5 separate regions of the Homo sapiens genome follow, and all the other regions are linked to region 5. Evidence: chromatin loops called from intact Hi-C (ENCODE). Cell type or tissue: Calu3. All regions are shown on one strand. Region 1 overlaps HSD17B12 (hydroxysteroid 17-beta dehydrogenase 12). Region 2 has its middle 11 kb from the start of ACCSL. Region 3 overlaps HSD17B12 (hydroxysteroid 17-beta dehydrogenase 12). Region 4 holds the start of MIR670HG (MIR670 host gene). Region 5 has its middle 55 kb from the start of MIR670.

Evidence for each region. Peaks named below come from ENCODE experiments on the same cell type or tissue, not always from the same donor. Only the 100,000 strongest peaks of a DNase experiment are listed, where the experiment ranks them.
Region 1: a loop joins it to region 5, with 11 times the contacts of the local background. A loop is called at or near these places in 24 of 110 quality-filtered maps.
Region 2: a loop joins it to region 5, with 8 times the contacts of the local background. A loop is called at or near these places in 5 of 110 quality-filtered maps.
Region 3: it touches region 5 in a loop (2.5-fold over the local background); 5 of 110 quality-filtered maps call a loop at or near these places.
Region 4: a loop joins it to region 5, with 12 times the contacts of the local background. A loop is called at or near these places in 26 of 110 quality-filtered maps.

What each region holds. Positions count from the first base shown.
Region 1 is chr11:43,849,582-43,854,581 of GRCh38, forward strand. All of the region lies in intron 9 of HSD17B12 (hydroxysteroid 17-beta dehydrogenase 12), which reads left to right. Among named protein-coding and RNA genes, the nearest start is that of ALKBH3, 29 kb to the right of the region's middle. In Calu3, a CTCF peak has its summit at 2,669 (motif pointing left); a DNase peak (open chromatin) is centred at 2,640.
Region 2 is chr11:44,034,932-44,039,931 of GRCh38, forward strand. It overlaps a transcript of ACCSL not described here. Among named protein-coding and RNA genes, the nearest start is that of ACCSL, 11 kb to the right of the region's middle. In Calu3, a CTCF peak has its summit at 2,632 (motif pointing left); a DNase peak (open chromatin) is centred at 2,620.
Region 3 is chr11:43,702,569-43,707,568 of GRCh38, forward strand. All of the region lies in intron 1 of HSD17B12 (hydroxysteroid 17-beta dehydrogenase 12), which reads left to right. Among named protein-coding and RNA genes, the nearest start is that of HSD17B12, 24 kb to the left of the region's middle. In Calu3, no CTCF peak of the experiment used is centred here; no DNase peak of the experiment used is centred here.
Region 4 is chr11:43,564,884-43,569,883 of GRCh38, forward strand. LOC124902807 (potassium/sodium hyperpolarization-activated cyclic nucleotide-gated channel 4-like) reads right to left here. Exons shown (of 3, transcript XM_047428006.1): 3 at 687-962. The coding sequence ends at 807. It overlaps MIR670HG (MIR670 host gene), which reads left to right and starts at 4,423. Exons shown (of 2, transcript NR_131246.1): 1 at 4,423-4,690; 2 at 4,884-5,000. It also overlaps a transcript of HSD17B12 not described here. In Calu3, a CTCF peak has its summit at 2,703 (motif pointing left); no DNase peak of the experiment used is centred here.
Region 5 is chr11:43,501,752-43,506,751 of GRCh38, forward strand. No RefSeq gene overlaps it. Among named protein-coding and RNA genes, the nearest start is that of MIR670, 55 kb to the right of the region's middle. In Calu3, no CTCF peak of the experiment used is centred here; a DNase peak (open chromatin) is centred at 2,980.

The DNA of each region.
Region 1 (5,000 bases), 350 kb after region 5:
CATCTCTTTGTTCAGATCTTTGGTTATAAGTCACCACATCAAAGGGGCCTTTCTTGAGAACTCACCTGCAGGCTCAGCCTCTATCAGCTCTTTTACCCAGGTATTTTTTTCATCTTGCTTTTTTATCATTGCCTGCCAATACTGTACACCTTTGTTTTAATTATTATTTGTTTGTGGTCTATATCCTCCTACTGAAATGTAAGCTCTGTAAGATTAGGGACTCTGTTTTTATTCACAATGAATTTTATTCATTAAGTTCCCATGCCTAAAACATTGTTCTAGTAGGTGCTCAGGAAATAGTTTAGTGTTAAGTGAATGCCTTTTGTGAGATTACACTGTTTTTCTTTTTGTTCCTTGAATGTTAACATACAAATTCCACATCTTTGGAGGTAGGTTATTTACAAGATTATCAGCCAACATTTATCAAGGATCTTTGTGTAGAGCACAATACTTTGAACTCCTTCATTTTGGATTTAGATGCTAAGATTTATATGTATTGTTATTGCAGGGCCTTTTTTCATTGCTATATAACCAGGGATCTCTGCACCAGCAGAACAACTCCTTTTTCCTAAAATTTCTAGAAAGTCTAAGGGTTTCTGCCAAGTAGATAATCAAGGGCCTTTATATGGAAAAGCTAATTTCGTGGTCTGCAAGTAAAGTAATACGCACTCCAAAACTATAATATAGGTGTATAATTATTTAAGTTTTTGTATACCAGATCCTGAAATCGTAGATGAATACACAGATTTCAGGAAATGGAGTTTTCCTAATATTCTTCATAGGAGCCCCAGCTTCTGCCTTAAGAGTGTGTGCTGGCTACACGGTTGAATTTAATGCTCGGTAAAGGCAGATGTGACACCATGTATGAAATCTCATACTGTGCAAATACACTAGACCCTAGTGTATTCTGGGTCTTCATTTTCCCAGGTCATTGTCATCTGATGTTCTGGTCATTTTTCAGTTGAAAAGCATGTTTAGTACACAGATGATGACACCTGAAAGATGCCCTACCATGTTAAGTTCCAAGGTTCAATCCCTGATTCTTGAATATCTGCCATGCAGTTTCAGGCATCTTTCTTTCCACTACTCCATGGCCATAAGCCTTCCTCTTCTGAATCAAGCCCCCTGAATTGTACTGTGCAGTCCAGTTATCTAAGCAAGCTGCTCCAGTGGGTGAGAAAAAAGATACCAAGTTGTCGGGCCTGGTGCGGTGGTTCATGCCTGTAATCCCAGCACTTGGGAGGCTGAGGCAGGCGGATCACCTGAGGTCGGGAGTTCGAGACCAGCCTGGCCAACATGGAGAAACTCCATCTCTACTAAAAATACAAAATTAGCCGGGCGTGGTGGCAGGCGCCTGTAATCGCAGCTACTCAGGAGGCTGAGGCAGGGGAATTGCTTGAACCAGGGAGGTGGAGGTTGCAGTGAGCCGAGATGGCGCCACTGCACTCCAGGCTGGGTGACAGAGCGAGGCTCCATCTCAAGATACCAAGTTGTCTCCAGTGATTTTATTTTTTTTATTTTTATTGTTTTAAAATAGGCTGAGCAAGGAAGCACCAACAGCTTTGCTTTATGGCCTAATTAATTATTTGCCATGTGGGAATGCTAAATTTGAAGACCAGGATACTTGCCCACATCTGCAGCTCTCAAGGTCAGGTTGTTTCTGAGCTGGCAATATTTGTAATGGGAACTTGTTGAAATTGAGCAACTTGAAAAATCTGTTCTGCCCACAATTTCCTATAAAAGTATGAGTATCTTCTTGACCTGTTTCCCATAATGTTTTCCTGAGTAAGCAGGAGAAATCAACTAATTATCCCTTGTTGGGTTTTTATTTAACAGTTGAAGGGTGTACCTAGATGGCTTTTTGATATCTAAGATATTTCTTTACTTTCATATAACTTGGAATATTTATTTTTAAATCATTGGCAAGTAGCTATAAGTATGCCTGTTTAGATAGGTGCTCTTATATATGCTTCAGAATTTCTAAAATTTTGGCTTAAACATTCATATTATCAACTTCTTGGTGTAATTAATTTTCTGGATCATAGCAGTGGAAAGAGACCCCAGTACTCTTCTTCGGTGCTGTCCATAATGAAGTGTCTTTCACCAATTCATTCAATAGATATTAATTGTACCCCTGCTATGTACCAAGTACTGTTCTAAAACATTAAAATATATGAATATGACCAAGCCTTCATGGAGCTTGTGTTCTAGAAATGGATACTGCCCAGTGATTGGATTCAGTTTTCTGTACCGTTTTGCCTCCCTCCTGCCACTCTTCACACATTTCCAACATTTGAACCATCCTGAGCTATGCAGTTCCCTGAAAAACATCATGCTCTTCTGTGGCTCCTTTTCTTGGCTCCTGCTGTTCCCTTATTTGTTTACAATTAGGGAAATTCTTGCACTTCATTTAAGACTTAGCTCAAACGCTGTTTCGTCTTTGAACCCTCCACTAGGCCATGTTAACTGCCTTGATTTTAAACCATCGTGGAAATAAATATACTTTCTAGAAAAGAATTTACATTTCTTAGCTGGAAAAACATAACCCAACTTGGAATTCCTGAGTATGCATCTCTTGTCCCCACCCCTTGATCTGGGGGTTCTCTAGACTAGCTCTATGGTTTAGCTGCATGAAGAGTTAACTTGTGGCACCACCAAGTGGTTCAGTCAGGCAGTGCAACTTAATTCTCCTACAAGATCAAAGTAGTCCAATTTATACCATGTTACATACGAAGGGAGGGAAGAAGATGGCAAAAAGGATGGACGAAAGGAACAAAAAATTATAACGCAGTTGAGAGGTATAATGATTAGACCATCTCTACCTCTAGAAGCTCAAAATCTTACAATACCTTTACCAGGCTTGTGATCTATATTTGGGTTTTTTTTTTTAATCTTCACTATTTTGTGACCTTTAAACCTAATGCATAGAAATGAGAAATGGTTTGCTTATGTTCCTTCATTATGTGAGATCAGAGTATTTACATATACTCTTTCTTTCCTTACTGCTCAACTTTACTCTGGGAAATAACCTTTTCTTTACTGACCCATTGTGAGAGCCTCACTGAACTCTGCATTTCCTACTCAGTCTGAGTCGGAGATCTCACCCTAGTGTGTGCTCTCATAGACTATATCCTTGTGGCAAAATGGTCCTTAAAAGATGTGACAAAAAATTTTTTTTTCTAAGTGAGGGATAAATATATAGTGATAATCCCAATAAACAAATTCTCAGAAATCAAAAGTTACCTAATCAAAGTTGGCTCAAATATTGAAGTACTTCATACTTAGTATGAGTCTGTGGCTGCAGCAACAAGGAAAGAGGAAGATAGAGAGTGACAGCACTCCATCTGGGGTTCTTGGTTCTAATGAAGAGGCTGAGGTTTCATCTAACCTGTCAAGGAGAGTGGGTTGCATTCCTTGACTTAGACTTCGGAGTGGGAAAAATGCAAAGCACACACGTACATAAAAACCCAGAGACGGCCGGGCGCGGTGGCTCACGCCTGTAATCCCAGCACTTTGGAGGCCGAGGTGGGTGCATCACAAGGTCAGGAGATCGAGACCATCCTGGCTAACATGGTGAAACCCTGTCTCTACTAAAAATACAAAAAATTAGCCAGGCGTGGTGGCGGGCGCCTGTAGTCCCAGCTACTGGGGAGGCTGAGGCAGGAGAATGGTGTGAACCCAGGAGGCGGAACTTGTGGTGAGCAGAGATCGCGCCACTGCACTCCAGCTTGGGGACTCTCGCTGAGACTCTGTCTCAAAAAAAAAAAAAAAAAAAAAAAAAAACCAGAGACATGGGACCACTCCTTCTAGGTCTCAGCAGGACGGAAATCCATAGAATGGAACAGATCTCAATTTGATTGAAATTTTAAGATTTTGACCACCATGTGTTAGAACCATTCCTTTTCTTTAATGGAAGTGTCATTGGGCCAAGCGTGGTAGCTCACACCTGTCATCCCGACACTTGGGGAGGCTGAAGTGGGAGGATCACATGAGCCCAGAAGTTTGAGACCAGCCTGGGCAGCATGTTGAAACCTTGTCTCTACAAAAAAAATTTTAAATTAGCTGGGCATGGTGGTGCACACCTGTGGTTCCAACTACTCAGAAGGCTGAGACAGGAGGATCCCTTGAGCCCAAGAGCTCAAGGCTGCAGTGAGCTATGATCGTGCCACCGCACTCCAGCCTAAGCAACAAGCAAAACCCTGCCTCAAAAAAAAAAGAAGAAAAAGAAAAAAAGAAGTATCATTGCAGTGATACTTCACACATGTGAGATAAACAATACATTCACTCTTTGTTGAACTACCATGCCCAGGTTATTTCAAACTACAGAAGGACCTCTTGTATCATGACTCAGGACTTGTTACAATAGGGTTTCCTTATACTCTGTGTTGAATCACATCCAAAATGCAGCAAGCTTAAGCAATAAAGAACCTAACATTATTGAAGTTCCTCTAAAGGTCATGTCCAGATTTGTCACCCTACACCCATCCAGTCAGGTGTCTTTTAGTTACCCAAACAGTTTCCATATTGTTAGACTGTGTTTCTTCTAAAAAAGAAAAAAAGGGAGGTGGTTCTATCTTATCAATAAAATTGTTTATAAAACTCAGAAGTAGAATGGTGAGAAACTAGGGAAGAAAAGTAGTAACGCAAGTCTGAGAAATAAGATGTCTATTTTAGAAGGATCAAAGCTGATAGAACAAGCTTAATTAGCCATAAATTATGGAGAAAGTTGGCATTATCCCATTAGAAGAATAAAGTATCAAAGATCTCCTACTTGGTGGTTCTGTCTCAATGTTGAGTTTACTAAGTGTGAAAAGTATCCTATCCTGAATCTGTGCTCTCTGGATTATTTAATGCTTTCCTTTTTAAAGGTTCAAAAAGGTAGATTTCTGCTTATTTTTAATACTTTCTCTGGTCTCAAACTCTGTTTTATTGAGAGATTGATTTGTTACAATTTGTTTTATGGTATCATGTGTTCTATCAAGTTGGCTTTAGATAGCCAC
Region 2 (5,000 bases), 530 kb after region 5:
TGCTCATAGTAAAAGCTAAAGTGGCTATCCAGGTTTATGAAATCTTGCAGATCCATTCCTCAACTACAGCAAATACACTCTCTTATCCCAGGGCCTTTGCACTTGGCATTCCCTCTGCCTGGAACATTCTTCCTTCCCCCAGAGATCCATGTAGGTTCCTCCTTTGCTTCCTGTGGGTCTTTGCCCAACTATCCTACCTAAATAGCACCCCCTCTTGCTCTCAATATCCTACCCAACTTGAGTTTTCTTCACAGCACTTACCCAATTACATTATACTTATTTATATATGTTGCTCATTTTCTGTCACCTGCTTTAGGTAAATTGCAAGAGGGTTGTGTCTGTCTCGTTGCCGTCTCTCTTCCCAGCACCTAGAGCAGTGTCTAGCATGTCAGTTGCTCAATAAATACTTGTTGAGTGAATGAATAATGCTAATTCCTTCCTCTCTGTTGTCCAACAGGACACAGATGTCATTTTCAACTGTGGTTAAAAATTCCCTGGAAAGCAGAGAGCTGGTTTTTGGATCTGTTTTCCCATGTAAACAGTAAACAAGTAAACAAAAAGCAGCTACTTGGCATCTACGGTATGCTCAGCCACCATGGGCTTAAGGGAGAAAGAAGCAGAGTAAAGCATTAGTTCCTCTCTTCAAGATCTTCACAGTCTGGGTCTGAGTGCTAAGGCCAGAGAATATCTGGGAGGCATTAGAACCATAAAGAATAGCTGAAGGGGCAGGGCACGGTGGCTCAGGCCTGTAATCTCAGCGCTTTGGGAGGGCGAGGCAGGCGGATCACTTGAGGCCAGGAGTTTGAGACTAGCCTGGCCAACATGGTGAAACCTTGTCTCTACTAAAAATACAAAAATTAGCCAGGCATGGTGCTGCATGCCTGTAGTCCTAGCTACTGAAGTGGCTGAGGCAGGAGAATTGCTTGAACCTGGAAGGTAGAGGTTGCAGTGAGCCGAGATCACGCCATTGCACTCCAGCCTGAGCCATAGAGTGAGACTCTGTGTAAAAAAAAAAAAAAAAAAAAAAAAGAAAGAAAGAAAAGAATAGTTGAAGTTCCGAGGGGGCTGGAGCAGTCAGGGAACTTTTCTGGAGAAGGGGAGAACTTCAGTGCCCTTTGAAAAACAGTCCCTGCAATGTAAGTGGTTTGAGCCAGACTGTTCCCCAGGGGGCAACCAGGTAGCAACCAACTGGGTAACTGGCCTTCGGCCCCCGCTGGAGGAAAGTGGGCAAGAGCCATTAGGACCCCGACATGGTGACCTTCCTCCTCCCCAGGATCCCCATTCCAGGTCACCTCATACAACCTAGAGACCAGGCCAGACCTAAAGGAATTGTTAGGGTCCTGTCACTGTGGCCCAGGAATCTGTGAAGAGAATACTCTGGGCCTGGATTCAGACAGGTCTGCAGTCAGGCCCAAGCAAGTAGCATGAACTTGGACAAGATTGAGGAACCTCGCTGGGCCTCAGTTTTGTTACCTATAAAATGGGGCCAAGGACACGTTCCTCATTGAATTGTTGGGAGGCCCGTTATATGGAACCCAGGGCCCAGTATTACAGATTCCCAGGTTCTATGCCAGGTGCTGTGGTGCACACCTGCAATCCCAGCACTTTAGGAGGCCAAGGTAGGTGGATCACTTGAGGCCAGGAGTTTGAGACCAGCCTGGCCAACATGGCAAAACCCTGTCTCTACAAAAAATACAAAAATTACCCATGTGTGGTGGTGCACACATGTAATCCCAGCTACTTGGGAGGCTGAGGCAGGAGCATCGCTTGAACCCTGGGGGCAAAGGATGCAGTGAGTCAAGATCGCCCCACTGCACTCCAGCCTGGGTGACAGAGCAAGACACCAGCTCAAAAAAAAAAAAAAAAAAAGATTCCCAGGTTCTGGCATGGACGGGCCAGGGTCTTGCCAGGTAGGTTCCTCTACCTCTCTCTGGACCACAGTTTCCTTGATGGGTTGGGGACCTTTTGCAGTCTCTTCCCACTGGCTGCACCTCTGTGCCTTCCAGGCTGCTGTCTCCAAAGTGAGTTTGTATGAGGCCAGTGACCACTTAGAAGCCCAGAGAACTGAAGTCAAGGGAGAAAAGGTTATGCAATCTGGAGGGATGGGGAGAGCTGAGGGCAGCTGGGTCAGTGTCCCTGGAAGAGGAATTCTCCTCCTTTCCCCATCTCCCACTGCCTACCTCCACCTTTCCCCAACCTTGGAACCTACAGGCCTTCTAAATTAGGCCATGCCAGATGTTGTACTTGGAATTTGTTTGCTTTTGGAGCAGAGATGCCAAAGGGGTGGTAGCAGGAACAGTCGTATTTGCCAATTCTGGATTCTAATCCTATCACTAGATTCTGGTTGTGACAGTGACCAAGGTACCCAACCTCTCTGAGCCCTGAGTCCTGTCTGTAAAACAGAAATACTAAGAGATCCCAAGAGCCACCAGCGGTTGCAGTGGGTCAGAAAAGAGATGCAATTGCCTGCTCCCAGCCTTTCTGAGGTCACGCACGCGCGGATGGCGCACTGGCTGCTCCTTGTCTGGCCTCTTCTATACTCCTCTCACCCGCTGCTTCTCTGAGTCTGCAGTGCTGGCTGGCCTGAGTTTTCTGCACTAGGCAAGAAAATAAGGGTTTAGCGACCCCTCTTGGCAAATCCGTGTTACAGCTGCTGTAGTCAGGGTGCCCGCAGCAGAGAGGCTCCCAGGCTGTGGAAGGTGAAGTTTTTCCACTGGGTAAATCTTCACTCTACTGTCAACATTCACAAGGTGCCTGCAACTGATTGATTTCTTCATTCTTGTCTTCAGTCATTGAAAGATTAGTTAGAAATGAATATTCAACAAATATTAACTAAAAACTCCCTGTGTGCCTTGGAACTATGGTAGAACGTGAATAGTGTACAGACCAGAAGGGGGCCCAGACCTTAGAAAATTGCATTATGGTATTCATCCATCCATGCATCCATCCATCCATCCATCCATCCATCCATCCATCCACTTGGTCATTCATTTATTCATTCACAGACATTATTGAGCTCTTCCATGGGCCAACCACCCTTCTTTGCGTTTGAGAAATATCAGTAAACAAAGCAATTGAAGACCTCTGCCCTCATGGAGTTTACCTTCTAGAGAAGGGGACTGAAAATAAACGATGCATGTAATAAATGAGTACATTATATAGTATGCTTGAAGGGGAAAAGTGCTATAAAAATGAAAGGTGGGATGGAGGAGGGGGAACTGCAGTGTGGTGAGCATGAGGAGCGGGTTGTAGAATTAAATAGGTGGTCATAGCAGGACTCTGGGAGAAGGTGAGCTTTGAGCAAAGCCTTGAAGGAGATGAGGGAGTGAGCCAAGCAGGTATCTGAGGACAGAGTAGCCCAGACGCTGGATTCATGTTAGAGCCAAGACTCTAAAGCACTGCCTACCTGTTGTGTTTTATACAGAGGGCATGAACAAAGTATGTGGGAACATAGGCATGGGTCCCTTTATCTGCCTGAGGAGTTAAGGAGGAAGGCTCCTTGGAGGAGGTGATAAAAGAGCTTAGACTTGAAGTATAAGCAGGAATGCGCAGAGTGGGCAAGCCTCTGACAGGGCTTTCCAGTGGAGAGGCAGCATGTGCAAAGGCCCGGGGGAACAAGAAATCCTGGTGTGCTGGGAGAGTTAAGGAGGCTCAATGATTTGGGTTGTTAGAGGGTAGAGTTAGAGGGTAGAGTGAGGGGGAGAGGAATGCAAAGGATGAGAGTAGGGAGCTAGATGTGACTGATTATTCCAAAGCTCTATTTGCCACACTGAAGAGCTTGCAAATGATGGCTACAGGGCTGAAATCAACGGGCAAAATGACTTTGCTTGGCTGGCCTTACTTTTTAAAAAATTTTGAATGCCTATTGGAGGAATAGGCAGGCTTCCATTAGCCTATGTCCTCCCCAACCTCTCCCTTTTCCTTAAGTCAGCATTGTACTTGTGTCGCCACTGTGTCCCTGAAGGTATTTGAATTTGCAGTCTCTGTAAGGTGAAGGGGAACTGTCAAAGGATCTTGAGCACAGGAAATAGGGGATCAGACTTTTCCATTGGAAAGTTTATTCTGGGGCTCCTTCAAGTCAGGGGATTTATTTCTTCATTTTGATGCTCCCAGGGTCTAAGACAATACTTGGTATCTAATAGGTGCCCGGTGGATTGTTTTTAGTTTTGTTTTTAATGAATGGGGAATGAATAAACAAATGACAGAGGAGATGGGCTCCCAGTGCAGGACAGGATGGGGGATATGTGAGGTCCTGCCCTCTGGGGTAAGGTGCCTGCCCACAGCTAATGCTTCCTTTAGGTGTGGAATCTACTATGGCACTGTCTTTCCAAGAGTCTTCCAGAATCACCTGTCATGCTTGTTTTAAAAAGCAGATTCCTACCACTCAGCCATAAAAAAGGAATGAATTAATGGCAATCACAGCAACCTGAATGGGATTGGAGACTGTTATTCTAAGTGAAGTAACTCAGGAATGGAAAACCAAACATTGTATGTTCTCACTAATAAGTGGGAGCTAAGCTATGAGGATGCAAAAGCATAAAAATGACACAATTGATTTTGGGGACTCGGGGGGAAAGGATGGGAAGGGGGTGAGAGATAAAAGACTATAAATTGAGTTCAGTGTATACTGCTTGGGTGATGGGTGCACCAAAGTCTCACAAATCATCATTAAAGAACTTACTCATGTAACCAAACACAGCCTGTTTCCCAAAAACCTATGGAAATAAAAAATAAATAAAATGCACATTCCTGGGTTCAGTTATACACCTACTGAATTGGAATCCTACTGATGTGGAGCCCAGGCACCTGTGTGTTAAACAAGCTCTCATTAAAGTTTGCAAAGAGGCACAAGGCAGAGTATTCTGGGGCTACAGGCTGCCTTGGCCTTGCTTCTGTGTAGACCCCTAGAGAAAGCAGCACAGCAGCTAGCTGCCCAGGGCAAGCCTGGCAAGCCCACAGCACATAGTCATGGGCGGTTCCACCTGCCCTATCACTTTAGC
Region 3 (5,000 bases), 200 kb after region 5:
TTAAATGAATATGTGGTTTTTATCCTTTATTCTGTTGATATGATGTATCGCATTCATTGATTTGTGTATGTTGAACCATCCTTGCATCCTAGGGATAAATCCCACTTGGTCACGGTGGATGATCTTTCTAATGCAAGCTTGTCCAATCTGCGGCCAATGGGCCACATGTGGCCCAGGATGGCTTTGAATTGTGGCCCAACACAAATTTCTGAACTTTCTAAAACATGAGATTTTTTTTGCAATTTTTTTTCTTTTTTTTAAGCTCATCAGCTATTGTTAATGTTAGTGTATTTTATGTGTGGCCCAAGGTAATTCTCTTTCCAGTTTGGCCCAGGGAAGCCAAAAGACTGGACACCTCTGTTCTAATGTATCATTGAATTCTGTCTGCTAGTGTTTTGTAGAGAATTTTTGCATCAGTATTCATCAGAGATATTGGCCTGTAGTTTTCCTTTTTTTGTTGTTGTTGTTTTTTTTGTTTGATGTACCTCTGTCTAGTTTTGGTATCAAAGTAATACTGGCCTCATAGAAAGTGTTTGGAAGTATTCCCTCCTCCTCTAGTTTTCAGAATAGTTTGAGAAGGATTGGTACTAGGTCATTTTTAAATATTTCTAATAGTAGAATGAGAATTAAACTTCTTTTTTTTTGAGACGGAGTCTCGCTCTGTCACCCAGGCTGGAGTGCAGTGGCGGGATCTTGGCTCACTGCAAGCTCCGCCTCCCGGGTTCACGCCATTCTCCTGCCTCAGCCTCCCAAGTAGCTGGGACTACAGGCGCCCGCCACTACGCCCGGCTAATTTTTTGTATTTTTAGTAGAGACGGGGTTTCACCGTTTTAGCCGGGATGGTCTCGATCTCCCGACCTCGTGATCCGCCCGCCTCGGCCTCCCAAAGTGCTGGGATTACAGGTGTGAGCCACCGCGCCCGGCCAAACTTCTTTAAATATTCTAATAGTAGAATTCAGTAGTGAACCCATCCAATCCTGGGCTTTTCTTTAGTGGGAGACTTTTTATTACAGCTTCTGTGTCATTTCTTGTTATTGGTCTGTTTAGGTTTTGGATTTTTTTCTGGTTCTATCTTGGTAGGTTGTATGTGTCTAGGAATTTGTCCATTTCTTCTAGATCTTCCAATTTATTGGCATATAGTTACTCATAGTAGCCACTTATGATTCTTAGAATTTCTGCAGTATCATTTGTAATGTTTCCTTTATCATTTTTTATTTGTATCTTTCTTTTTTTTCTTAATTAGTCTGGCTAAAGGTTTATTAGTTTTAACTTTAAAAAAAGAACAACTTTTTGTTTCATTGATCTTTTGTATTTTTTTTCCATTTCCATTTCATTTATTTCTGCTCTGATCCTTATTTTTTATTTTCTTCTGCTAATTTTGGGTTTGGTTTGCTCTTGCTTTTCTAGTTCTTTAAGATGCATTGTTAGATAGTTTATTTGAAGTTTTTCCTCATTTTTGATGTTGGCACAAAGTCCTTGGGCAAAGAGATGCATTTGGAACGTGCTCCCCAGTGGTATGGTCAGAGGAGATATGGGCAAGGCACCACTAGCTTAGCTGTAATTCCCATCACAATATTTGCATTAGATTTCATTTTCTTTAAGCAAAGCAACAAAGTAAGCCTGACGAAAAGGTAGAAAAGGACTTAATTCCAGGAGATAATTTTAAAAATATAGTAGATTAGAGGCATAAGTTGATGTAGTTGATGTATACTTTCTTTGTGAGTAAAGTTTCTGCAACCTCTCAGGGTAGTTGATGGATTAGCCTGTTTTAGGTATTTTCAGTAAATAAAAATGACTGCTGACTAAATACTGAACGAACCTTGTAGGTTTGTGTTTGTGATAAAGTATGAATTAATCTCTTGTTTATAGTTTAATTCTCATCTACTGAATGGGAGATGATTTCCACATGGTCTCCTCAGTACAGGGTGACTGCAACACTTGGGGAAGATGTGGCAGATACAGTTGGTTGCTTGTTGACAGAATCCCACATTTGTATAGGTACTGTGTAATCATATGCTTCAGGAAAAGTTGACCAATCTTGATTAGCTTAAGCTTATTTTGATTTCTTTCCTCTTGCTAGTGGTTGGTTTAGGAGCATGCATATCGCAGTTCTGGACAATGAGATATGAGAGGAGATTTGCTGGAGGGAGAGATTCTGAGAAGGCTTTCCGAGCCTTAAGAAGAGGTAGAAGAAAGGGTGTTATTATGTGAGGATGGGATGGATACCTGTGGCCACCTTGAAGACCAGACAGAATAAACTGGGGAAAGAACCAACACACTGAGGATCACAGAGAAGAAAGATGGAAAGCTTCTGGGATCTTGATGCTATCCCTGACCCACTCAGTTTGCCCACTCTGGAAGTACCTGAATGTTTCCTGTTACTTTGAGATAAAAATTCCATTTTTTAAGGATATTTCTGTCAGTTTCAGCTGAAAGCGTCCTAAGCTACAGATTCAGTAGAAAAGGAGGGAAATTTTCTTGTTTCAAATGAAATTTTATAATTGATTTAAATAAAGTCCAATGGGTTTTGGGTGAACTTAATTTATTGCTATTCATTTGAATACAGACATGGATGAAAGGAAAAGACTTTTGTATGGGATATGGTTGCAAGTCTTACTGAATAAATAAAGTCTCATTCCTGATTATGCTGGTTATTGAGTTCTTGTCCATATCAGGTAGTTAAATTATTTTAGTGCCCAGGTTTATACTTTATAAAACCAAAGAGTAGAGGTATGTGGGAATTGTCTTATTACCATTATTCTTTGAGAACTATTAACAAATGATTCAGGAATATTGGATTTTCAATTAACTTGAAGTAAGTTTCTTGGGATGATCTGCTTTTAGTTACTCTAAATATTTTTAGCAAGTACCTGGTAATCTGGGAGACTGTGGCCCAAAGTAGTTCAACTGAATTTGAAAAGGATCAGGACTGGCTATGAAGTGAGGCTGAGTGGGTACATCTATATGTGGATACGTTACTGTCCTTTGTGCATATTTCTTTCTAATTACGTTCCAAATCCAATAAGAAGTCAATTGTATTCATCATCCTGGGGGTATCATCTTAACTCTGCCATTTTTCCATATTAATGTATTAAGTATAAAGGTTGTGAAATCCATTTCAGATGCTCCTGGTTTGGGAAGTATAAGGTTACAGATTCAATGGCATTTAAATTTCTTTTTTTCCTCTCTCCTCTTTTTTTTTTTTTTTTTTTTTTTTTGAGATAGGGTCTTGCTCTGTCACCCAGGCTGGAATGCAGTGACATGCTCACTGCAGTCTTCACCTCCCCGGCTCAAATAATCCTTCCCACCTCAGCCTCTCTAGTAGCTGGAACTGCAGGTGTATGCCATCTTTCCCGGTTAATTTTTGTATTTTTTGTAGAGACAGGGTTTCACTATATTGCCTAGGCTGGTAGATTTCTTTATTTTTAAAATAGAAATGGTGGGGAAATGTACCATCCGGGTCACTGAAAAGCTGGAGCAAAGATGTATGGAACTCAGGGACATGGACTCTACTTTGCATCCCTGGTGGGGTGGGGGTGTGTCCTTACTGATGTAGACTTTAAGAACCATGAGAGCCTGATGTGTGTGTATAAATATGGCTTTAAAAAAGAAGACAGAGATTGTTTATCTTTAATAGCAGTAATATAAGGCCGAAGTCTAAAAGGACTCTAGGATAATAAGAAATGAATCCTCAGGCTGGCATGATGGCTCATGCCTCTAATCTCAGCACTTTGGGAGGCCGAGGTGGGCAGATCACTTGAGGTCAGGAGTTCGAGACCAGCCTGGCCAAGATAGTGAAACCCCGTCTCTATTAAAAATACAAAAATTAGCCGTCATGAGGATGCATGCTTTTAATCCCAGCTACTTTGGAGGCTGAGGTAGAAGCATTGCTTGAACCTGGAAGGTGGAGGCTGCAGTGAGCCAAGATCACATCACTGCACTCTAGCCTGGGCAACAGAGTGAGACTCTGTATCAAAACAGAAAAAAGACCTCAGTCTGTGAAGACTTTGGTCATACACTATTGCTTGGGGTTTAAGGGAAGCTGCCTTTTTGGTTGGGGGTATCCTTTCTGATAAAAGAGATTCAGTAACTTAGTCAAGCTTTGCTCTGTGAATGAAGGGGTGTGTGTGTGTGTGTGTGTGTGTGTGTGTGTTGTGGGGGGTGGGTGTGCATTCTTTTCCTGCCTTCTGGTTTTATAGGAGAAATACTCATTGGGTCTTGGAAAGACGACACTTCCTGTGTTTAAGGTACAGTATTATGCTGACTAGTAAAATAATCTTAATTCTTTGATAATGGGCCAAAGGCAAGTACAAGATGAATAGGAAAGCTATTATTACAGGTTTTAATTTTGAAAATTTTATGCCTCTTTTTCTATTTTTTGTTATATTTTTATATTACTGTCATTTCTGCCCCTTATTTGGTACTGATGCCTCATATCAGGGATATGACATATACCATAGATATATCATCAAGAGTAAGATATAACATCAGAGAAGTTATATCGTCTATTCTTAGGTTCTCTCCACACCCCATAGTTATTCTTTTATTTAACTGATTCAATAAATTAATTGATCACCACTGGTATGTCAGACGCTTTGCAATGCCTAGGGGTGTAGCAGTGAACAAAATGGGCAAAGTCTTTGCTCTCATGGAGCCTGCATTTTAATGAGGAAAGATGGACAATAAGCAGACATTTGGTAAGTTTGGTGGTGAAACGTACTAAGAAGAAAAATAAAGTAGATGATAGAATAATAGAGGAGGATAGAGAGGAAGTTTGTATCCCTGCTTCTTTGCATAGGATGATGGTTAGGGAAGATTTTCTCGATACGTTGACATTTAGACTGAGACCTGAATGGAATTTCTTTACTCCACTCCAACCATACTGGCCTCTTTGCCATTCCTTGTGTATTTACAGCACAAACTTTGTACTAATTTATCCCTTTGCCTAGAATACTCTTCTGAGAGATAGTCACAATTTAAATAAGTAGGGAAAAGGATTG
Region 4 (5,000 bases), 63 kb after region 5:
GAGTCTTTCTTCTTCTTTTTTTTTTTTTTTTTTTGAGACAGATTCTCACTCTGTCACCAAGGCTGGAGTACAGTGGCACTGTGTCGGCTGGCTGCAACCTCCGTCTCCTGGGTTCAAGCAATTCTCCTGCCTCAGCCTCCCAAGTAGCTGGGATTACAGGTGCCCACCACCAAGCCTGGCTAGTTTTTATATTTTTAGTAGAGATGGGGTTTCACCATGTTGGCCAGGTTGGTCTTGAACTCCTGACCTCAAGTGATCCACCTGCGTTGGCCTCCCAAAGTGCTGGGATTACAGGCGTGAGCCACCATGCCCAGCGAGTCTTTCTTCTTATAGTCAGTGGTCCTCAGGCCCTTCGAGGAAGTGGCGCCTTCACGTTTTCTCCTCCATGTAATCAGAAGTCCACCTTCTCACTGGACAGCTTCCCTCCACTGACCTCAGGAAGTGGAGGATGAATAGGAGCAGCCAAGCTAATTAGAGGATTGAAGGCAGGGTCTTTGTCATCTATAATTAAGGAGAGGTGCATCCTGTGATGTGAGCTATACAGCCTCTGCCTCCCCTAGCTGGTCCAAACCCCAGTGAGTCAACACTGACCCTTAACCAGAGGTAGGTGAACAGAGCCTAGCATAGTTACAATAAGGGTAGATGGAGTTATGGCTTATAGCTACTGAGAAAAATCCATTACTTACCCTCAGATTATTCTTAATGGCAGCTCCTGAAAACTGTCTTTTCCTTTAAGGTACAGGACCTAAAGAATTCTACTCTTAAATTAGCTGTCCCAGCTGTCAGTCTTATAGCTCATTCCCAAATCATGAGGTCCAATGCATTTTCCAAATATGTAATGACTCCCTTTTGTTCTGCGTGGCTTCGCAAGGTATCTGAGAGATCATCTTAGAAAATGAAAAAGAGGTAAAATGCTTCATCCTAGAAGTAATTTTTTCCTCCTCAGACAGTTTGCACTTGCCCTGTGGAAATGAGACAATGAATGAGAAGGAACACCAGATGCTTCTTCCATCGGTCCTGATTGGGACTTAACAAGGTGTGCCCCACTGCTCAGTTTCCCCTGACCCTTTGAAACTTCTCTCAATGTTGGATGGAACTCCACTTCTGTCTGTTCTGGAGAACCCAGCCAGGGCCCAAAGAGGGGATGCTCTGTATTTCCGAATACCAGTTTCTACACTTAACAGCTATGTTTGACTTTGGACAAATTATTTAACCTCTCTAAGCCTCAGTTTTTCAACTTGAATGTAGAAATTGTAATAGGGACTGTTTCATTGAGTTGTCATTAGCATTGAGTGGGATGATGTATACATACCTCTTTGCACAGTACCTGAGGTTAATAAATATGGGGCTCATTAAATATTAGCTATTGTTACTCTTGATATCTTGCCAGCAGAAAAGGGGTGAGGAGCTCTCATCAAATATTTTTAACCTTCCTGAATGGCAAGTCTTTGTCTTATTCTGGGTTCCTTCTGAACTGTGTATCATCCTGTAAGTAGGTGAACACAGAGCCTCTTGGGTACCTAACAAGAAGCCAGGCCACTGCTAATCAAAATCAGGCAGTGAGCAATTGTTAATTGTAAGAAAGACCAGGAAGATTTCCCGTCATCTCTTGGGGCTCCTACTATTGCACTGATTAACTGTGACCCAGAACTTTTTTTTTTTTTTAGATGGATTCTTGCTCTGTCACCCAGGCTGGAGTGCAGTGGCGCAATCTTGGCTCACTGCAACCTCCTCCTCCCGGGTTCAAGCAATTCTCCTACCTCAGCCTCCCAAGTAGCTGTGACTACAGGCGCACACCGCCACGCCCGGCTAATTTTTGTATTTTTATTAGAGACGGGGTTTCACCATATTGGCCAGGCTGGTCTCGAACTCCTGACCTCATGATCCACCTGCCTTGGCCTCCCAAAGTGCTGGGATTGCAGGCGTGAGCCACCACGCCCAGCCCCCAGAACATTTAAAAATAATAATAATAAGATCTGTGCCCCGATAGGTTAGCCGACTAGTTAACCTGAGGAATTTCAGCAGGGAAAGGACTGCAGAAAAACTTGGTTCAGAGCTTCAGTAGACTCTGTCTTGCTCCCTTTATAACAGTCATATTAGGTCTTTTGTGTGAGAAGGATTCCGTGTCCATCACTTAGTTTATCAGAGAATGTGTTTTTAAAGGCTCCTGAGAGCAGGCAAGAACAATTTCCCTCATCCTGTTGCTGTTAAGTGGGATATACAACCATCCTGATGCAAATCTTTTTTGGGAGAGGAAGGTTATCCGGGCTCCATGACTCTTCTATAAAAAGTTTATAATAAGGTCCTTTAATGGCTGTCACTCTAGATATTTGTGGGAAGAGAATGACTGGAAAGCTAGAACACATTCAAAATCCAAGGGCCAGAAAAATTTTAAGCTCCAGCCTCAGCCTCCGATCTCCTGGGACCAGCCCCATAAGAACCATCCATTCTAGCCCAACTTGCAAATGGAGCCCAAGAGTTGAACCTCGGCATGGGACTCAAGATGTCTCTAAAGTTCAAAAACACCTGGATTACCTGAAAGCAGAACCGGGTCCAGGTCCTGTGCTGAGGTCTCCAGTTTTCTCTAAGTAAAATATTTCTAGTGGAGAAAAAGCCTGTGGCCTCTGGGCAGAGATTTGTTCTATAGAGAAATGAAGGAAATGTGCAAGAGAGAACAGTTTTACTCTGGAGCTCCCTCTACTGGCTCTTTGATAGAAATCCATCGCAGTTATTCCGCCCTGCCTTGTGGGTATCAAGTTAAAGCATCCGAGCATCCTGGCACCTTGAAGCAAGGAGAAAAGGTGTCCTGAGGTGCCAAGGAAGATGAAACTGCAGATACTGGTTTCTTCTGCCTCTTTTACAATTTCATCTAATGTTTTGGGGGTGCCAAGATAGTGCTAAGCATTTTGTGTGCATTATTTCATTTAATACTCACCATAAACCAGCATTTTACAAATGAGGCAGCTGAGACCTGAAGGGATTAAATAAGTTCCTGGCATCACCATAGACTAATAGACCCCCTTAGTGACCCTCATAATTCTTATGATTCTCCTGAGTGACAACTCAAGAGAAGCAAGAGTCAACGGACAATGTGAGGTTGGAAGTGGCACTTGATCTCATCACCTAATATAAAGAGGCTCTGAGATTGCGCCATAAACTTCCTAGGTCCTATAGAATCTCAGCCCTGTTTGTTTTTTTATTCTTTTAATTTTATTTATTTATTTATTTATTTAAGACGAACTCTCACTCTGTTGCCCGGGACGGAGTGTGCAGTGGTGTGATCTTGGCTCACTGCAACCTCCACCTCCTGGTTTCAAGCAATCTTCCCACCTCAGCCTCCCGAGTAGCTAGAATTACAGGCATGCACCATCACACCTCGTTAATTTTTTCTGTATTTTTAGTAGAGAAAGGGTTTCACCATGTTGGCCAGGCTGGTCTTGATCTTCTGACCTCAAGTGATCCACCCGCCTCAGCCTCCCAAAGTGCTAGGATTACAGGCGTGAGCCACTGCACCCAGCCTCCTGTTTGTTTGTTTTTTTTTTAATTCAGCCCTCGAGGCAATTAATTACATGGCAAGGCTTTGTCCAATCTGCACTCTCACTGTGATGCCCAAGTTGAAGAAAGCAGGGAACTACCACAGTGACTAAGAAGAGTTTCCATGACAGAAGTGAGGCCTTTTAAAATTTGTGGAACATGTTCACGCCTACTTTTAAAATAAAATTCCATGAGATAGGTAGGGCAGATAGTGCCCACACATTTTATAGGTTGGGAACTTAAGATACTGAGTGCCTGTTTCCAGGTTTTGTTTAGGGGCAAATGGCAGAATCAAGACCAGAACTGTCACTCTCAGCTTAAGTTCTGACTTTTTGGTTGGTGTTGGTTGGAACTCAGAGTCTAGCATGGGTTTTTTAATTACATAAAATAAAGACTGTGAAGCTACCTTCTTGTTTTACATCCAGATCCTTTCCTGAGTCTCTCTGTTTTGGGCTAGTTCATAATTGAGCTTCCTTGATATTGAGTCATTTGGGAATTGGGAATGACATAAGCCACTCATCTTATTACTGTTGGTCTCTCACCAGTCCACATTTTAGAGATATCTAGGTCCCTGAGAGAATCCCAAATATTATTTCAGTTCTCCTGTAGCTCATGAAGCCATAAATATTTCACCTCACCCAGGAGAATCAAAGCATTTTCACATTGGTTCTTACTGGGGAGTTGAGATATGGGTAAGTAATAGGAGTCCCATTCCTGCTTTGGCTGGGGTTCGGGTCTCCAATTTCACTGCCAGTGTGTCTCTAAATCTACACAGTGGGACAGTGGCTACAGCAGACATCACTCAGCTCCCCACTCCTGACTTGAGACCTTCCACTAGTTGCCCCTTCCCCTAAAAACAGAGTGATGTCATAATGGTATCAGAATGGCACTTGCTGATAACAACACAGAAATAACAAGGGCAGACTTTCTGCAGTGTCTCCTGAGCAATTGGTTGTCATTGTCCTAAACAGAGCAGCTAGGTTAAAAAGATTTATCCATAATGTAACCTCCTGGCCCTCAGCTATGGGTGGAAGCAGCACTTTCTGGTTTGACCTCCTAATACCACAAACTCCACTTTGCCAGAAAAGTGACTTCTTGATGAATAGTCTGTTCAGATAGGCCAATTTGGAGTATATTCATATTTGGCCACCTGCTGGTAAGACTGATCATCCCCTTGCCCAGCTGTAGCTTTGAGCATCTGCCCCCATGTTGCCCCCATCCCCAGTAAAGCCAAAATGGTCCCATCGAAGGAGGGGAGGGGAGAGCCTGGAAATGAACACTCCCAGGGAATTGTGAGTGATGGAATGTGGATTGCTGACACCATGTCCCTTTCCTCTTGCTTGTTGTAGGAGCGTCAATGACCAAGAGGAGACCAGATGAGTTTTCAAAGCAGTCCTCAAACACCCAGGACACACCTCATCCTTTACCTCGTGCTTTCTGCAATGTTGCTGTTCATGTTCATCTTC
Region 5 (5,000 bases):
TGAACCTGGGAGATGGAGGTTGCAGTGAGCTGAGATCACGCCACTGCACTCCAGCCTGGGTGACAGAGCGAGACTGTCTCAAAAAAAAAAGAAAAAATCCCAGAGTAACTATTGATTGACTCCTGTTAAAACATAAGTCAGGTCGTGTCATTCCTCTGCTTAAAACTATTGGCTTGCAATAACATATAAAACCCTATTCCACAATGTGGCTCACCTCTCTAGCTTCATCTCTTTTAATGTCCCTCTTGCTCACTCCTCCAGCCACACTGACCTCCTGGCTGTGTTTTGAAACTTCCAGTCATGCTTATGCCTCAGGTCATCTTCATTTGCCATTCCCTTAGCTTGAAATACTCTTTCCCCAGATAGCCACTTTGCTCACCTTCTCTGTGAGGTTTCCCTAATCATGATATTTTAAATTGTGACATCCTCCTCCACAATTTCCTAATCCCCTTTTATGCTTTACTTCTCTTTGTAGCTCTTATCATTATCAAGTCTGCTGTGTATGTTACTTATATATTGTCTGTCACCCCCAACTTGAACATAAGCTTTAAGAATGCAAGATTTGGACCTATTTTGTACCCTGATATATCTCTAGCCCCAGGTACATAGTAGGTATCCAGAAAAAACTGCTGAATGAATGAATGACTGAATCCATACATAAGTAGTGCTGAACTTCCTCATATATTTTATATTTTTTGTCCTTATTCAGCAGCAGTTAATGCTTGAAGTATTTTCACACATTATGTGGGGTCAAGGACATTTCCCTACAGAGAAGTTTCTGAGGTTGTCTTTGCTGCATCCCCTACAAAGTCGAACTTTTTTTTTTTTTTTTTTGAGACAGAGTCTCACTCTGTCATCCAGGCTAGAGTGCAGTGGCACAGCTCACTGCAACCTCCGCCTCCCGGGTACAAGCGACTCGCCTGCCTCAGCCTCCCAAGTAGAGTAACTGGGACTACAGGCACGTGCCACCATGCCTGGCTAATATTTTTGTTTTGTTTCATTTTGTTTTGTAGTGACAGGGTTTTACCATGTTGCCCAGGCTGGTCTCGAACTCCTGACCTCAGGTGATCCGCCTGCCTCAGCCTCCCAAAGTGCTGGGATTACAGACGTGAGACACTACACCCGGCCAAACATGTTTTTATGTTAGTTTCTCAGCTTGGGGTTTCTACATGGCATGGAGAGCACGAATTAGGACTCAATTTTCCCACAGGTGGGAGGCTCGGGGTCCTAATAAAGCCCCGGTTGGAAAGGGGCTTTCTGGTCTGTGACTTGCCTTTGATGCCTGGCCACACCTAAAGCCTAGTTCCATCTCTCAGTTGTCCATGAGGCTTAATTCCTGTCCCTCCATGGGGCCTAAGACTACAACTCCTCAGTCCCGCAGTTACTCCCAGGCCCTGTGGGCTGTGCACCATCAGTTCCCATCCCATTGCTGGGACCTGGTAATGTCTCTTTCTTGATTTCGAGTTAGTTCTATATTTCTTGAATAGTGTGTCCTGCCCTTGTGTGTTTCGGACTTGGAGGTAGGGAACTCCAATGTGTGCTCCACGTGCTATGGTGAATGGAAGTTTGGAGGGGCCATAACCTTTTCTCCTGTGTGAGAAGCATTGCTACTGAGAGACATGAATTATATCCATCAGGAGGGTTAAAATAGAAAAACGTGTTCAGACGCACTGGCTTAAGAGCAGACCTGTGTTCTGTCTGAAGTTCACCTTCTCTAGAGTTAGGCCATGCCCTCCAACCCCAAAATTTCTGTAGATGCCTATTGCAGAAAGCCTAGCATCTCTGAAAATGTCTAGCTCCTTTGGGTAAGTGCCTTTTATTATTTAAAAATGGGCCCTGTATTAGTGAGAGTTCTCCAGAGAAGCAGAACCAATAGGGGGCGTGTGTGTGTGTGTGTCATTATAATACATATATGTCTATATAAACATAAATGATTTATTGTAAGGAATTGGCTCATACAATTATGGAAGTTTAGAAGTCCCATGATCTGCTGTCTGCAAGCTGGAGACCCGGAAAAAATGGTGGTGTCTTTCGAAGGCCTGAGAGCCAGGGAGCTGATAGTAGAGATTAAACTCCAAGTCTGGGCTGGGTGTGGCGGTTAACACCTGTAATCCCAGCACTTTGGGAGGCCAAGGCAGGCGAATCACACGGTCACGAGTTTGAGACCACCCTGACCAACATGGTGAAACTCCATCTCTACTAAAAATACAAAAATTAGCCCGGCATGATGGTGGGCGCCTGTAATCCCAGCTACTCAGGAGGCTGAGGCAGGAGAATTGCTTGAACCCAGGAGTCGGAGGTTGCAGAGAGCCGAGATTGCACCATTGCACTCCAGCCTGGACGACAGAGCGAGACTCCATCTAAAAAATAAAATAAATAAAATTTAAAAAAAAGTCCAAGTCTGAAAGCCTGAGAATCAGGAATGCAGAGGGCAGAGGAAGATCAGTGTTCCAGCTCAAGCCATCAGCTAAAGAGAACCTTCCTCCTCCTTTCTGTTCTCTGCAGGCCCTCGGTGGATTAGATGATGCCCACTCTCATGAGAAGGGCCACTTGCTCTACACAGTGCACTGACTCAAAGCTAATATCCCCCAGAAACACACTCACAGGCACACCCAGAAATAATGTCAAACCAGATATCTGGGCACCTCATGTCCCAGTCAAGTTGACACATCAAATTAACCATCAGAGACACAAACCCCTGTTGAAATGAAGGCCTTTACCACAAGCTAACTTTATACAAATGGCTACCGGGAGCCCGGGGGTTCCCCACTAAGCCCTCTCCAAGAGTTTTGAGAAGTGTCCCAAGTTGTGCTCCCTACTCATCCTCTGTAAAGCCGGATGCTGTAGAGAGGGGTTTCCATGGAGCAAGGGCAGTGAGGATGAGGGGCTCGACTGCTGCCAGGCACCAGCCATCTCTAGCTCAGGGACAAGGGATCAATATACCTTCTGCACATTGCTTTCCAAATCCTGCAGGTGGCAGCTGGACACAAGGCTGAGGCTCTGAGGCCCAAACTCAGCCACTAAGGGGAGGACCCTGTAGCATGCCAGGTGATGTGTTTTTGGGCACCGTGATGCCCAGTGTCAGGGGAGCTCACAATTGCTGTAGTTGCAAAGGACAGAGAAGCGAAAGGAGAGGTGGACGGAGCCTCTAGGCCTGCCCTGTCCAGTACAGTAACCATATCTGCCACTAACCATGTCTGCCTATGGACATTTACACTTAAATTCATTAACATTGACTAAAATGTAAAATTCACTTCCTCACTTGCACTCACCACATTTCAAGCACTCGGCAGCCACAGCGGCTCCTGCATTGGTCAGTGCAGATATGAAACATTTCCATCATCAGAAAGTCCCATGGGATAGCATGACCCTGAACCGTGAGCTCCACTACCCAGACTCATCCCTGGAGCTTGCCCATCCAGGAGGCCCCAAAGCAGACCTCTCCATGCTGCCGTTTTGAGAACTAATTACTGCTCCCTGAGCCTTCTCCTTCCAACCTCAGGGCTTTGGAATGTGCTATCAGCTCAGCCTAAGACGCCCTTTCCTTCAGATCTGCTTAAACAGGGAGAGCCATGCCAGAGTCAGCGGTACCAGCCCACATCCCTTGGCATCCACTTCTATGAGCCCAAGACTGCAGACCACACAGACAGGGACTGAGGGCTTGGTTCTGATTGTGGGAATGGCCTTTGCACGGGTGGGCAGTACTGGAGAGCTGGTGCCCCCAGAAGCACCCCTTAGTCACCAACAGATGGGTGTTGGTGGTGTTAAAGCAAAAACTTTGGCCAAATTACATTTAAAGGAGTTTAATGGAGCAATGAACGATTTGTGAATCAGGCAGGCCCCAGAATCACAGCAGATTCAGAGAGACTCCAGGGGTGCCTCATGGTCAGAAGAAATTTATAGACAAAAAAGGGAGGCGATGTACACAACTCAGAAGTGAGGTACAGAAACAGGTGGATCGGTTATGGCATTTGCCTTATCTGAACACAGTTTGAACATTCGGCAGTCCATGAGTGGTTGAAGTATGGCTGCTGGGATTGGCCAAGACTCAGCTATTGTTACAGATGCATACTCCTAAGTTAGGGTTTCAATCTTGTCGGCCTATTAAGCTATGCTACAGTTCATCCACAAGGACTCAGAAATAGAAGTAAGGAGTCCTTCTCAGGCCATAGTCAGTTTGCTTTAACAGTGGATAGGTACCCCTTTGAGGAAGATCACTCTGAGGTGTGTTCTGTATCTTCTCCCAGAGCTTCCCCCACCCCACCAACCTGAGATTGAGCTTCTGTTGGTCCCCGGGGGCAACTGGCCTGATAGGACATCTTTCACCGGCTTTCTCCACTTCCCCGACTGGTGTCTCTTCAGGTCACCTCCCAAATAAATGACCTGCACTTCAATTCTTAGTCTTCTTCTGGGGTAACTTGAGCTAAGACAAGGGCCTGCTGTGTGCCAGACACAGTGGTAAGCATAATTTAAAAAGAGGTTTAAAAAGAACTAATGGGCCAGGCGCGGTGGCTCACCCCTGTAATCCCAGCGCTTTGGGAGGCCAAGGCAGGAGGATCACAAGGTCAGGAGTTCAAGACCAGCTTGGCCAATATGGTGAAACCCCGTCTCTACTAAAAATACAAAAATTAGCCGGGCTTGGTGGCACGCACCTGTAATCCCAGCTACTTGGGAGGCTGAGGCAGGAGAATTGCTTGAACCCAGTAGGCGGAAGTTGCAGTGAGCTGAGATAGCACCAATGAACTCCAGCATGGGCGACAGAACAAGACTCTGTAAAAAAAAAAATGAACTAATGGACTCAGTTCTTCCTTCATGCCTCATGAGTTTGCAGTGAAATGCACAAGGCAGGCAGGAAAAGATGCAATCCAGAGCCTGTGGGGTAACCGGCTCTGCCCCAGGAAAGACCCCAGCACAACCTAGGAAGGGGAGAGGGTTAAGAACAGTTTCTAGGGCTGGGTGCAGTGGTTCACACCTGTAATCCCAGCACTTTGGGAACCCAA